Linked DNA regions of Homo sapiens: region 1 is linked to region 2. The links are chromatin contacts, found by Hi-C or POLR2A ChIA-PET in ENCODE. All regions are on one chromosome and are shown on one strand. Each heading gives the region's core, a stretch centred on a gene start or an enhancer-like site at or near the end of the contact. The rest is flanking DNA. Distances are from core to core; before and after follow the strand shown.

Evidence for each region. A loop is a pair of places that touch in the nucleus more often than their neighbours do. ChIA-PET counts read pairs that join two places held with the same protein, here RNA polymerase II (POLR2A). Pooled maps may share reads with other maps.
Region 1: a loop to region 2 is called in a map of CD8-positive, alpha-beta T cell, with 9 times the contacts of the local background. The contact joins the enhancer-like site here to the promoter of LRRC9 in region 2. A Hi-C loop is called at or near these places in 3 of 168 maps with a recorded cell type or tissue (CD8-positive, alpha-beta T cell, Caco-2 and GM12878), 4 of 37 single-sample maps with no recorded cell type and 10 of 50 pooled maps. POLR2A ChIA-PET finds 5 or more read pairs at or near these places in 5 of 52 experiments (HEK293T, OCI-LY7, WTC11 and 1 more).

What each region holds. Positions count from the first base shown.
Region 1 is chr14:59,960,141-59,966,774 of GRCh38, forward strand. LRRC9 (leucine rich repeat containing 9) reads left to right here. Exons shown (of 33, transcript NM_001395648.1): 10 at 774-905; 11 at 6,449-6,625. Among named protein-coding and RNA genes, the nearest start is that of LRRC9, 43 kb to the left of the region's middle. RefSeq lists an enhancer at 5,147-5,206. Within about 2 kb of position 5,076, at least 15 of the 41 ENCODE cell types and tissues checked have a DNase peak (open chromatin) inside an H3K27ac peak, as active enhancers do; they include CD8-positive, alpha-beta T cell, GM12878 and OCI-LY7, where a contact is called at or near this core.
Region 2 is chr14:59,915,848-59,922,255 of GRCh38, forward strand. LRRC9 (leucine rich repeat containing 9) reads left to right here and starts at 4,297. Exons shown (of 33, transcript NM_001395648.1): 1 at 4,297-4,426. RefSeq lists an enhancer at 3,457-4,656.

The sequences.
Region 1 (6,634 bases), core at 3,826-6,325, 45 kb after region 2:
AAATATATTCTTAGTACTAGTTCCTAGTACATATAAGCATCATGGGATAAAAGCTGGCTTACAGTTTTTTGCAGAGGCAGTTCTTAATTAGGAACAGTAAGCTTCCCCCCAGTGGATTCCTGTCCTATCACTGCTCTAGTGTCTGCAAACTAAAAACAATAGAGCCTCTGCTGGTGGATAAACTCACCAAATAGATGAGACCTGGCAAAGCCCAAACACAGTAGAAACAAGTTCAGGCTCAGTTATCAATTAGAAATGTAAAGCAAGAAGGCTTAGCAAGGACTGTGAATTTTTTTATTTACTAAGGCACTAAGTGGATAAATTAGTGTGCCCTGTGATAATGCTAACAATAATAGTAACATATATTGGGTTTTTACTTTGTGCCAGACTCTGTGCTAAGATCTGTACATGTATTTTGTATGTAACTCTCAAAACAACCATTTTAGGAATAAGGACTACGAATATTGCCATTTTACTGAGAAAACTGAGGCATAAAAAGTCCAAGTGACATGTCTGAGATCTGAAAGCTGTAAGTGGTAGAGCAAGGATAGTCTTCTAGCCTTCACATATTCTGAGAGCAGCAAAATTAAAGGTGATTTTAATTGCCAAAAATAGAATGTCTTTGACATGGTTTAACTGTTAACACCAAGCTTTCTTTATCCATTGAAAGGAAGCCTTGTGTTTTAACATCAGTTAAAAAAAATCTATCATAAGTTTTAATGTTGCGATTTTTAGATCATTCTAATAGCTGTATGTATTTTTCTCTCCAATAGAATTGAAGCAATTTATCATATTGAAGTAAAACAAAAGAAGAAAAGTCATGGCTTATTGATCCCACTTTTGTTAATTGAGTTAGAGACTGTGGGAAATTTCCATTTTGAAGAAGGCACTCGATCTGATGACTGGTAAATCTGTTAGAAATTTAGTATAGCTTTAAAAATAACTTAAGTACTTAGGATCATCAACCAGAATATCAACTTATAAAATCTTAAAATGTCCCATTTTTGAAACATTTCTCATGCAGAATATTCATCTATTGAAAATTGGCAGGCATCTATTGAAAACTGAAAATTACCTACTTTCCGCCTATACATTTCTGTTTATGCCATTACCGTGAGCCAACCTTGAAGACATCCTAATGGTTTATCATTGCTCTTTACCCAATTTTTCTTAGCCCAAGAGCAGAATATAATTTAGAAAAAAAAATTTATAATCAAGTTTTAATTTTTAAAATATGTTTATACTGTTTGTTTCCTGACTGGATATAGTGCATGATTCTGAATATTGGTTGAGAAACTGGAAGAGAGCAGGAATGCCAAAGCAGGATTGGCAACAGCAGGTTGCCAACATGGGAGGAGACTGTCTAGCAAATCTTCTGTAGGTCTGTGGTCAGAGTGGAACCCACTGTTTAGAGATAGCTACAGTCAGGGTGCACACGAACACTACATGTTAGCATAAAGTATATGCTTATACCAGGAATTCAGGTCAAAAGCTTGTATCAACAAAAATGGAGAGACACCAGAATCAAGCAGAAAGCAGACAGCCAGGCTTTAGAACCAAGGCCTACTAGTAGATACTAGGAAGTGGTTGTGTTGCTTCAATTAGAGGGGCACAATTTCAAATTACCCTTAAAAAAAGTCTTGAAGAAAAATATTGTTAAGTATCACTTTCACATTTCTGAGTCATTTTTTCAGAACTGAAGAGCCTGTGAAACAGAGAAAGATTGCTCTAGAGCCACACAATAGGAACTGGGTACATGGAAATACACCAGGAGACATGTCAAACTATAGAATGGACTTGGCACATAACCCTGGAGCATGATTTTACTTGAAGTCAATGTCAAAATAAATACTAATTTTTATAGTGTAGAATGTAAAACTTACACTAACTTTTTAGAAAAAAAAACTGTTATTGTTATGGGTTACTTTAAACCAAGTCCCCTGATTTCTATTAGACATGGCTTTTTTCTCACCTCTGTGAGTAAAAGCTTCTCAAAGGTCTTGGGAGAACTCTGATGGAAAAGTGTAAGAAGCTCTTCGCAAGGGAAAAAGAGGCCTTTGAAAATACTTTCCTTTGTATTAGTACATCCATTTGCCCAGCAGTTACTACTGTTTGCTTAACCACATTTTTTGATTTTTATATACAAAGATATAAAAGGTGTTCATCCAGCTCCCATGTAAACAAGTAAAGGCCTTGATTTTTCAAGTGCAAAAACTGAATGGTGTGTCTCTACTGGGTGCACATTTATATTCACTCAACCTAAACAGGATTTTTTTTTTTTGAGATAGAGTCTCGCTGTGTCCCCGAGACTGGAGTGCAGTGGCCCGATCTCAGCTCGCTGCAACCTCTGCCTCCCAGGTTCAAGCGATTCTCCTGCCTCAGACTCCCGAGTAGCTAAGATTATAGGTGCATGCCACCACACCCACTAATTTTTGTATTTTTAGTGGAGACGGGGTTTTGCCATGTTGGCCAGGCTGGTCTCAAACTCCTGGCCTCAAGTGATCTTCCCACCTCGGCCTCCCAAAGTGCTGAGATCACAGGCATGAGCCACTGTGCCCAGCTCCAAACAGGATTTTTAAAAATTATTTGTTTCTTTTTAAATTATTGCAGAGGAAACTCTTTGCAACAAGTGGATTAGTGAAAAAAAAAAAAATGTAAAAGCAAAATGACCAAAAAGCCATTTAGATAACTATGTCAGCCTGATAGTAAATTAGATAGCTTTGATGGATTTTGATTAGCATTAACCTGTTTACTTGGTTTTAATAAGAGTAACTTTGATTTGTTTTAAGGAATATATCAAATATATGTTAGCAGAATTTAAAGTACTGTTTTTTAGTTTTAGCATACTGCAAGCTTGGCTACTTTTCCTCTGATCTTTTATGTATGTTAAGAAATAACTACTAAGTGCTTTAAATTGCTATGCTACATTTCTAGTTGTTTTATTTAAACACTGACTTCTCCTATTAATATTTTTAAGGCTAAGGATTCAGTATTTAAATAAAAAGTATTTCAGTAGAACTAGGACTGAAAGATTTTCTGTTAAAATTATCTTTATGTCTTTAACAACAACAAAACACTGCATGTTTCTAATTGTATGTCATTATCTCTTAGCTTCATTTCTTTTATGAAATAAAATTATTATATTTTCCAGTTTACAAAAATCTTATTTTATAGAGACATGCTAGTTGAGTGGATTGTTGCTACTATACCTTTATTATTATAGATTTGTATTATTTACCGATGTGTTGCCAATTGAGTTACCCATTGACATCATACAACATTTATCAAGTAGGGACTTCAAAGCATAAAAGATGCTGTCCTTGTGCCTGAGAAGCTGTCAGCCTGGTCATAGATACAGTGTATTTACAACTAAAAAAAAAAAAACACCTTTAAAATACGACAAAACAATATATAAGTGACTCTGTAAGTTCCTTTGGGGAAGATATGATGTTTTGTGTCTTATAAGACATAACATCTAGCATGGGACTGGATTAATAGCCCAGTACATATTTACTAGTTGAAGCTTCCATATCACTTTATAGATACACAACAGTTTTGCTTTGGTGTATATAATGACTTTCAGTAATTAATCTGCCTCTTTATAAAGATTTCATGCTATACTATCTCAAGGAGCTACATAAGCAGAAACTTTCTGTTTTACAGGGCTTTGAAACTGTTGATTTAAGTCAGTAAGCCTGTAAAAGTATTTATTAAACCTTTATATAGGATTATAAAGTATATTTTAATAGATTACATTAAGCTTCAAACATTTAAAAACGTGTGTAGCCTACATTTGCTAAATGAGCACATTATTGTATATTAACAAAATGTGTAGGCATCTTTCTGTGTAACTGAATATATTAGTCATTGATATATATCATTGTGAATGTTTATACCTTCAAGTACCACTGAATGAATGAGGGTAAGGTACACAGTTCAGCTGACTCTAAAGGATTTGAACAGGAGTTATGATTAGTTTAGAGACCATACAGTGGAGAATATTGAATCCTCTACTGTAGGTGAAGAGTCTGAATGTAATTTGGAAGGTAACAAATGGCTGCAAAGGCTTTTGTTTTGTTTTATTGGCAGACTCTTCACCTACAGTAAAGGATCAGTGTTCTCCACTGTATAGTTTTAGACTATCATAACTTCTGTTCAACTCTTTTAAAGTCAGCTGAACTGTGTACCGCACTGCTCTTGAAGCAAACGCAGTACTCCACCACATAAGTGGTTTTGTTTGTTCTGTTTCCTTCACCCAGAATGCTTTTGCATACCTCACACTTACTTCATCATTGCTCAGCTGCTGAATTCCTGGGCAACATAAAATCTCCATGAAAAAATCACACTTCATAGCTCCTGCCTTCCTGGGGAACCAGCCTAGGAGCTAGGTATTGTTTATTCATTCCTTCCACCCATTCATGAGACGCCTCAAGCCCAATATCCCCTATATAGCAAAAACTTTATCTAAAACGCCTACAGCCCTAGTTTCTATCAGAGTGCAGAAAGCTTCCAGGACATGTTACTTAGGGGAAATTTGACAGATTTAGGCCCAGCAAATGATCCCTCTATAGGAGGGGCAGTAGCTTCCCCACCTCAGATGCTAATGTGGCTGTTTTGTAGGTACTCTAAACTGGTTAGCAGGCATCATGCTTGATTGCAACACTATTCATATCTGTCTCCTCTACCAGACTGCGAGCTCCTCTGGGATTAGTTTGGTTTAGGCAGCTCTCCTTTCAACTCTAAGGGAGAAGTAATTTATAAGATCCTGGCTGCATTGATTAAGTATTTGCTTGTGAGAAATATAGATGCCCTAAGTTAGGAGCTCAGCTATTAGGCTCAAGGAGAGACTACCCATCAGGAAGCTCACCTCTGTGACCTTAGCTCACACCCATTTCAGACCCTGGTTGATTATGTAGGTGAGGACCTAGATCTTTCATTAAAGGCAAATGTATTCCTTATAAGACCATTTACTTCCTTCTCAAAATGATCCGTTTTTCAATCTCATCTTAATCTAGGTTCTGTGCTAGACAGGACCGGAATTTTATGCGTATGGCCAGGTGAGGGCAGCAGAGAGCAAACAAGCACTTCAGTGTTATTTTCACACAGCTGGCCCCTGCTCCTCCTCCTCCAATTTTCAGATCAAATATCTTAACGTCTCTGAAAGGTCGTCCCCAAGGCCCTATCTTAAGTAGGTCCCCTTTGCATTCCTTACCCCAAGCTTCTCTTCAGAGCCTTTTTCAGTTTAGAAATTTTATTTCTGGCTTTACTTGTTTAGGCTTCATTAGAGCAGACAATGCCTCTTTCACATCCGTATTCATTGTCAGGAAGTTATTTCAGTAGTCCAATGAGAGATCGTGGTGATTTGGATTAGGATGGTAACAGTGGTGATGATGAAACACGATCACATTCAGGATGGATTTTAGATGTAGAGCCAGGCGGACTTGCTAAAGAATTAGATACTGGGGCCGGGCGCGGTGGCTCACGCCTGTAATCCCAGCACTGGGAGGCCGAGGTGGGCGGATCACGAGGTCAGGAGATTGAGACCATCCTGGCTAACACGGTGAAACCCCGTCTGTATTAAAAACACAAAAAATTAGCCGGGCGTGATGGCGGGCGCCTGTAGTCCCAGCTACTCGGGAAGCTGAGGCAGGAGAATGGCGTGAACCCGGGAGGCGGAGATTGCAGTGAGTGGAGATGGCGCCCCTGCACTCTAGCCTGGGCGACAGAGCGAGACTCCGCCTCAAAAAAAAAAAAAAAAAAAAAAAAAAAAAAAAAAAAAAGATACTGGTGAGGAAGAAAGGAGAGGATTATTCCTACGGTTTTGACTTAAGCTATCAGTTAAATGGTGGTGCCATATACTGAGATGGAAAATACTCAGAGGAGCAGGTTTGGGGTGCAGTGTTAGTTATGTTAGGTTGGAGTCACCTGTTTAACATGCAGATGGACATACCAAGTAGGTAGTTGGATATTCAAGTCTGGGTATAACCAGCTAAGTTGAGTAGAGATCAAGACTAGAAATAAAATGTTGTAATTTATCAGGATGTATATAAAGCCAAGGAACCACGTGAAATCATCTAGGGAGAGTGTTCGTGGAAGCAAGAGGAAGGCCAAAGGCTGATCCCTGGGCAGTTCAACATCTAAAAGTCTGTCTGAGAAGACCCAGCAAGAAAACTATGAAAGAGCAGCCAATAAGAGGAAGGCGTATGAAGTTTCCCTGAAGCTAAGAAAGTGTTTCAGAAAGTGAAGATTGCTCAACCAACCTGTCTTCCAGGCAGAACAAATGTGCAATAAATGAATAAATAAACGGAGCCACTATATGATTACTGTATCTTTAGCAAAAGACACAAAATATGAGCTATAACTTTTATCACGTAGTTTTCTGTTCTTAAACATTTTAAGGAAAATCTATTATTTTCTTCATGTATATTCTGTATGTATTCCCACATAGGTTTAATTTCTGCTATGAATTAATTCTGTCACGTTTTTGTGCCTGGGACTTCAGAACATACGGTATTACAGGAGTAAAAGTAAAACGCATCATTAAAGTTAACAACCGTATTCTGAGACTAAAATTCGAAGAGAAATTTCAAAAGTTTTTGGAGAATGAAGATATGCATGATTCAGAGTAAGAAGC
Region 2 (6,408 bases), core at 3,047-5,546:
TCATCATCCACAGGTCAATTGTCAGACAGAATATACTAACCTGGATGCATAGTTCTTTTGCTACATTTCCTAATGACAATTTACTAACCCATCTATCTCATCATAACAATTCGCTAATTCCTTCCCCTAAAACAAAGCACTGCACAGAAAACAGAAAATATAGCCTCCACATATATTGCTCCTGTGAATCAAAAGGCAAACTCTTTGCTTTGGTCTGTACAGGGAAGATCTCTGGGACAGCTTCCAATGTGTCAGGGAGCAGAGCAAAGCCTTCAGTGACTGACAATGGACACTAGGGAAACACAATACGAGTTAGATGCAGAACTCCTCCAACAGGTGACTTTGGCTCAAGGGCTCCCCACCAACCTGGCAGAACATTTCTTTGAACTGTACCATAGTCTGAGGTTCTCTCTATCCAATCCTTCCTTCCTCCTCTCCTTCCTCAGGTATCAGGTCTGCACTGTGGTCTGACGACTCTTCCTACCTTCTCCTGCTCCTCTGCCCATTATATCTTTTGCCAGTCAAATCCTATCTACTTCTCAGGAGACCCTAACTAATGATTTGACAACCTGTCAACATACACACAATCCTTGCACTGCTAAAAAAACAAACAACAACAACAAAACAAAAACAAAAACACCCTGAAGATCACTTTCTAGAGCCATCTAGAGGTAATCAGTCCTGTGGCATTCTGCTTCCATTTATTCCCTCCATTTAGCTCTACCCTTCACCTCCAGCAACAGAGACAGGGACCTAGAGTACACAATGGAAAATGTGCTATATTCCTACTGGCACCCCAGCTAGCTCTCATAGCTGACAATAGGAATCTATGAACTAGATGAACATATAAAAATGTGGATAGATCTTAAAATAGCATGGAATAAAAAAGGATCAGAATAAAATTTATAGCGTGATACCACTTATGAAAATTAAAAATAGACACACAAATAACACTGCCTGTTTTTCAAAGATAAATACATAACTAAAAGTGTATAAGAAACATTAAATATGGTTGGGATAAGGGTGGGGGCTGGATAAAAAAAACTGGAGAAAAAATAAGAGAAGGCTTTTGTATAGACCAATGATGATGATGTGCTTCAACCTGAGAAATATAATCAACGTTATAAGCCTAAGGTCTAAAGGACAGAAAATAAAAGAGGAAGAGAGGAAAGACTTCTCCGACACAAAGAACTGGTGAGCTCTCCAAGGAATTAAGACTACTACCCCCACTTAAATTCACTATCCTCAATTTGTTGCCTTAGAGCTAAGTACAAATATATCTGAAACAGAGGCAATGTCTTCTTAAAATTCCATTCTGGCTGCCTTTTAAGAAAAGCTTATCCATTAATTATATATCAACAAATCATGAACAAAGGCTATTTAGCATTTTTAGGTAGACCCATTAGAAATAGCGTTCTGTTGGTCTAATTAAAACTTTACTTCAGAATAATCCCTAACTTTTAAATGGATCTTAATACACATGTGTTGCTAGGCATCAATAACAAGAGGGCCTCTGTTGATGACTTTATAAGCACCACATAATTATATCTTCCAGTGACAAAGTAAACCCTAAGTAGTGATGCATTTGTGATTTTTATGATATATCAAATTTAAATGTGAAACAGTAAATTTTTACAGATAAAATCATTAGCTGGAAAGGACTCATTTACATAAGGATCAAATGTCTACACAAATATAAAAATCGAATTAGCATTTAAAACCTCCAGACTTGGTTCTCTGGAAGTAAAGGCACTATTAAAAGGGAGAATTGAAATTAGATGTCTCCACAGTTCTCTACCAATAAGGATAGGGCTGCTTTGAAAAATAAATTTAACAATCTATTTAAAAGGTTCTAATTAACAAATAACTATGTAATTCAAGATTTTCTTATTTGGGTCTGCAAAGTCACCTCTATTTTGTTAAAATAAGTGATTCTTTAATTCAGGATATGATATAGCAAATTTGCTATAATTAGTGGTAATATCTCTTTCCAGTTGTTTTCAGATTCAAGATGCCTTTACCCATAAATAAATAGATTTAAATTAATATGGCTTGGCCTTTGTCTAGTATGATCAGAGGTGAATAAAGTGAAGTCTTATTTCAATTAGATGATTACTTAATTTGCTTGACTCTTCAGTAGTTTCAATTTCCAGCGTTTTTTGTTCAGACATAAAACCTTATAATAAAGCTACTTTAAAGTGAGAAAAGGAGATTAACAAAAATGATCACTCTTTTTGCATTGCTTCTATGGCTTTTAACTGTAAGCATCTTTTGCTTCAAACAACATTTCGAATATGTGAACAGAAGGTGATTCTCTTAAGACTTACCCTGTGGACAAAGGCTTTATTTTGGCAAGTCACCAATAGTTCTTAAGTCTACAGCTATGCAAGAACTCAGACTCAGTTGCTGACTGGCCAGATCCTTGAGCTTTACCTAGAATAATAACAATCTTAAAATTATTTGTTTATATCATGTAAAGAAAACTGTTAGCTCTCTCCTAGTCTTTCACTGGTCAGGAAAATCCCAATAGATTCCTAAAAATATACTTTGATAATGTTTATACTTTCATCCCAGAGCTGGACCCCTCAAATTAAGAAACTTAGTGTAGATAATTCGCTGAACTGGTTTCTGTTCAAATTTCTATGTCTAGAAGTGTAGAAATCTCAACTATTATGTTCTAATTCATCTTTATACTCTATGAAGAAAACTTCCCCAAAGACAGGTCACCTTGTTCAACTACATTTCAGAGAAGATAATAGTAAAAGTAAAAACTATGAATCTGACTTTTCTGGCATTAGTTTGAAACCCCTAAGCCACAAATAACTTTAATTAGCTTATTTCGAATTATCTATTAATGACAGATAGAAACAATTTTCTGTGAAATAAGAATGTAGAGGGAAAACCAGTTAATTTTTGTTTATGTATCTTTACAAACGGTCTATATTACAGATAAAGTTAATTGAATAAAGGCAAATATGCTGAAATTGTTGACAATTGTTAAATGAGAATATTCCTAAAATCTGAACTTTTTCTTGGGAAAGCAGTTCAAAACTATAGTCTATTTAATGAGGTGGCCATCTGGTGACAGAAAGAAGCACTACAGACAATATTTTGCATTAACATCACAACTATTCTACACAAACCGACTGAACCACATAAAAGAGAGCACAGTCCAAAAGAAACATAATTCAAGTCATACATGCAATTTAAAATTTATCTAACAGCCGCATTTTCAAAATAGAAACAATAATTTTAACAATATTTTTTATTTAACCCAATGTATCAAAAATATTATTTCAACATTTAATCAATATGAAGATTAATAACGAAAGAGTTTATTTTTTTCATACTAAGCCTTCAAAATACAATGCGTACCTTACAGCACATGTCAATTTGGACAAGCCACATTTCAAGCGATCATGGGCCCTGCGAGTCTGTGGGTAGCGGCTCACCCTGCTGGACTGCGCAGATCCAGAGAACGACACGAGACCTGCGGTTGCTTTGGTTTGCCTTTTACTAAGTTCATTTCTCAGCCTCTCTGCCCACTCTGAAAAGTCTCCCCTTTCCCCCCTTTTAATTCTACTCTATTTTGTAAATTACTGTTGTCTCCTGAAAATTTTGGAATGCTTAAAAGGCACTCAAAAGCCTGTCCGAGATCGACTAGAAGACCCTCGGAAGGTCCCTCTCTTCTCTGGACCTCACTGGGCGTTCGTTTGCCCGCGCCGTCCTTCCATTCGGCTTGCCGGGCGCGCAGCGGCTTGCGGCTGTGGTCAGCCACCTTCCCGGGAGGCGGTGGTCGCTGGCCGCGGGAAGGATGCCGCGCTGGGGGTCGGGGTTCGTCCCGGCTGTCACGCCACCTTGTGACATCACAGGGCCATGCCCTCGGGGCTCAAGGCCAGAGAGGCTCCGCGCTTCCAGGACCCGAGAGCTAAAGATAATGAATGGGAGAGAGCGAGACTGGAGGAGGTAACGAATAAGTCCCCACCACCTTGCCCATAACGCGTTGCTTTCAGTCACGTTCCGCGAACTGGCGAAGGTAAGTGAAAAGATAAGCGCAGGTACAGAAAAACCTGCCAGCGAGAAGCTCCCGCCGTTTCCCAGGAGCCCCAGGTGGGGTCTTCCGGTTGGACCCCTGCTTCCGCTGATTGGTTGGAGGTCGCCACCACGTGATGCAAACCCGGGTCGGCCTCCGCTTCCCCCCCACCCTTTTATCCCCCTCCCCGCCCCTTTTCTCCTCCTCCCCACCCGGAGGTCGCCGGAGGCGGAGATCAGGTTACCTAGGCAACCGCCACAGGCAGTCTGTACACACCAGGCCTGGGGCGGGAGAGGGTTTCCTACCTTCTGCTGCAAGACAGGGATTGGGAAATCGGAGTGGACTCGGACTTGAATCGGATTGCCCCGGAATCCACCCTCTCTCTGTGATAAGGTCAGAATCCGTCACCTGGTGGCCTTCGGGCGTACATCACCGGGAGTCTTTGATCCCCTCTTTTTCCTTCCAAGCCATACCAAGGGGAAGACGCCAGTGAAGCAAAGTTGAGGTCAAGGGAACTCCGTAATGGTGCAATGGTGATGATAATGATGAAAGACAGTGAGGTGGCTTTACTGAGGCAGTCAGGGTACCAGAACAAAGTTCAAGAGAAGGAAAGGGAGGGTGGCCTACAGCCAACTATGCAGATTTTACTGCACCAATTAAGATTCTGGGCTGGAAAAACCAAGTGCTCCCTAACCAAACCTGACACTGCTCATCTAGAGAGTGTAGGGGGTTTATTTGGACCATCAGTGGTAACTGATGGATTCTGATCCTTTTATACCCAAAGGAGGAAATAATTTGACCCATACAGGACTTCTACTGGGCAGAGAAAAAAAAAGTTTTCTCAGAATGACATCCTAACCAACTCTCACGGCAGACAGAAACCATGGTCCTTTTTACTCTATCATTATACTCTGGTCATGGAGAACGATTATGTCTTTAAATTATACCATATGCCTGTGGCATGACAATTAACCCATTAAACAATTTTTTTAACAACTAGCATGTGCCAGACAGTGAACCTGTGATAGGTTCACAGTTTCTGCCTTCAATGAACATGTAACCTAGTAGGGAAGAAAGGCCCGTAAACATTGTTTTACAGTGTGACAAGTGCTATACAAAGAGTATGTGCAAGCCCTAACCAGAATCACAAGAAAGAGAATGCTTATAATACTACCAGAGAGAATGAAAGTCTTCAAAGAGAAGATCTTTGATTTAAATCTTTAGGGAAGTATGGAGTATGCCATACAGCCAAGGGAAAAGGACATTTTAGGGAGAGGAAACAGCCCATGCCAAAGTACAGAAACATCCATTCAGTTCCAGAGAACTATAGTTGTGGCCTGAACCTAGGGTCCTCTGTGGAGGTTGTGGCTGATGAGCATGTGAGGTAGGCAGGAGTCAGAGCATGGAAACCATTAATACCTTCCAAAGGGGTAAAGCATGAGCAGATTTACCTTTCAGGAGGCTGTCACAGTAGTGTAGAGGATGAACTTGAGGGAAGACAGACTACAGGGAGGACATCAAGTTAAGGGGAGGTGATGAGGGCCTGAACCAAGGCAGAGGCAATTGGAATGAGGAGGAGGAAAAAAAATGTGGTAAGACCTTTAAGAGGTATATGCAGAAGGATTTAATGAGTGAATGAAAATAGGGGGATAGAGTCAAAGATTGGTTGAGGATAATAGCTCAACCAATAGAAGAATGGTGGTGTTACTTTTCAAGAGAAGGCATACATTAGGAGAAGGAGGCTGGTTGGAAAATATAATGAGTTCAATTTTGAACACACTGAATTTGAGATGCCTGTGGCACATTCAGATGGAGCTTTTTCATGTGGGCAGTTGGATTTTTTTTTTTTTTTTTTTTTGCACAGAAAAGAAGATAAGGATTTTTCACCATGAAGAAAACAATTGGTTTGAAAAGCACAAAGTAGGCCAGGCACGGTGGCTCATGCCTGTAATCCCAGCACTTTGGGAAGCCGAGGCGGGTGGATCACAAGGTCAGGAGTTCGAGATTAGCCTGGCCAATATGGTGAAACCCTGTCTCTACTAAAAATACAAAAATTAGCCGGGTGTGATGGCACGCGCCTGTAGTGCCAGCTACTTGGGAGGCTGAGGCAGAAGAATTACTTGAACCTGGGAGGCAGAGGTTGGAGTGAGCCCAGATTGTGCCACTGCAGTCAAGCCTGGGCAGCAAAGTGAGATTCTGTCTCAAAAAAAAAATAAATAAATAAATAAGAAAGAAAAAAGAAAAGAAGAAAAGCACAAAGTAAGTTTGAAATAACAAGTAGAGAGAAGCCAAGGAGAAAAGTTGAACCAAAGAAGAAAACGTGAAGAAGAGAGTCGTCAGCATTGTCAAATGCCATGTCAAGGTCAAGTTGAGAA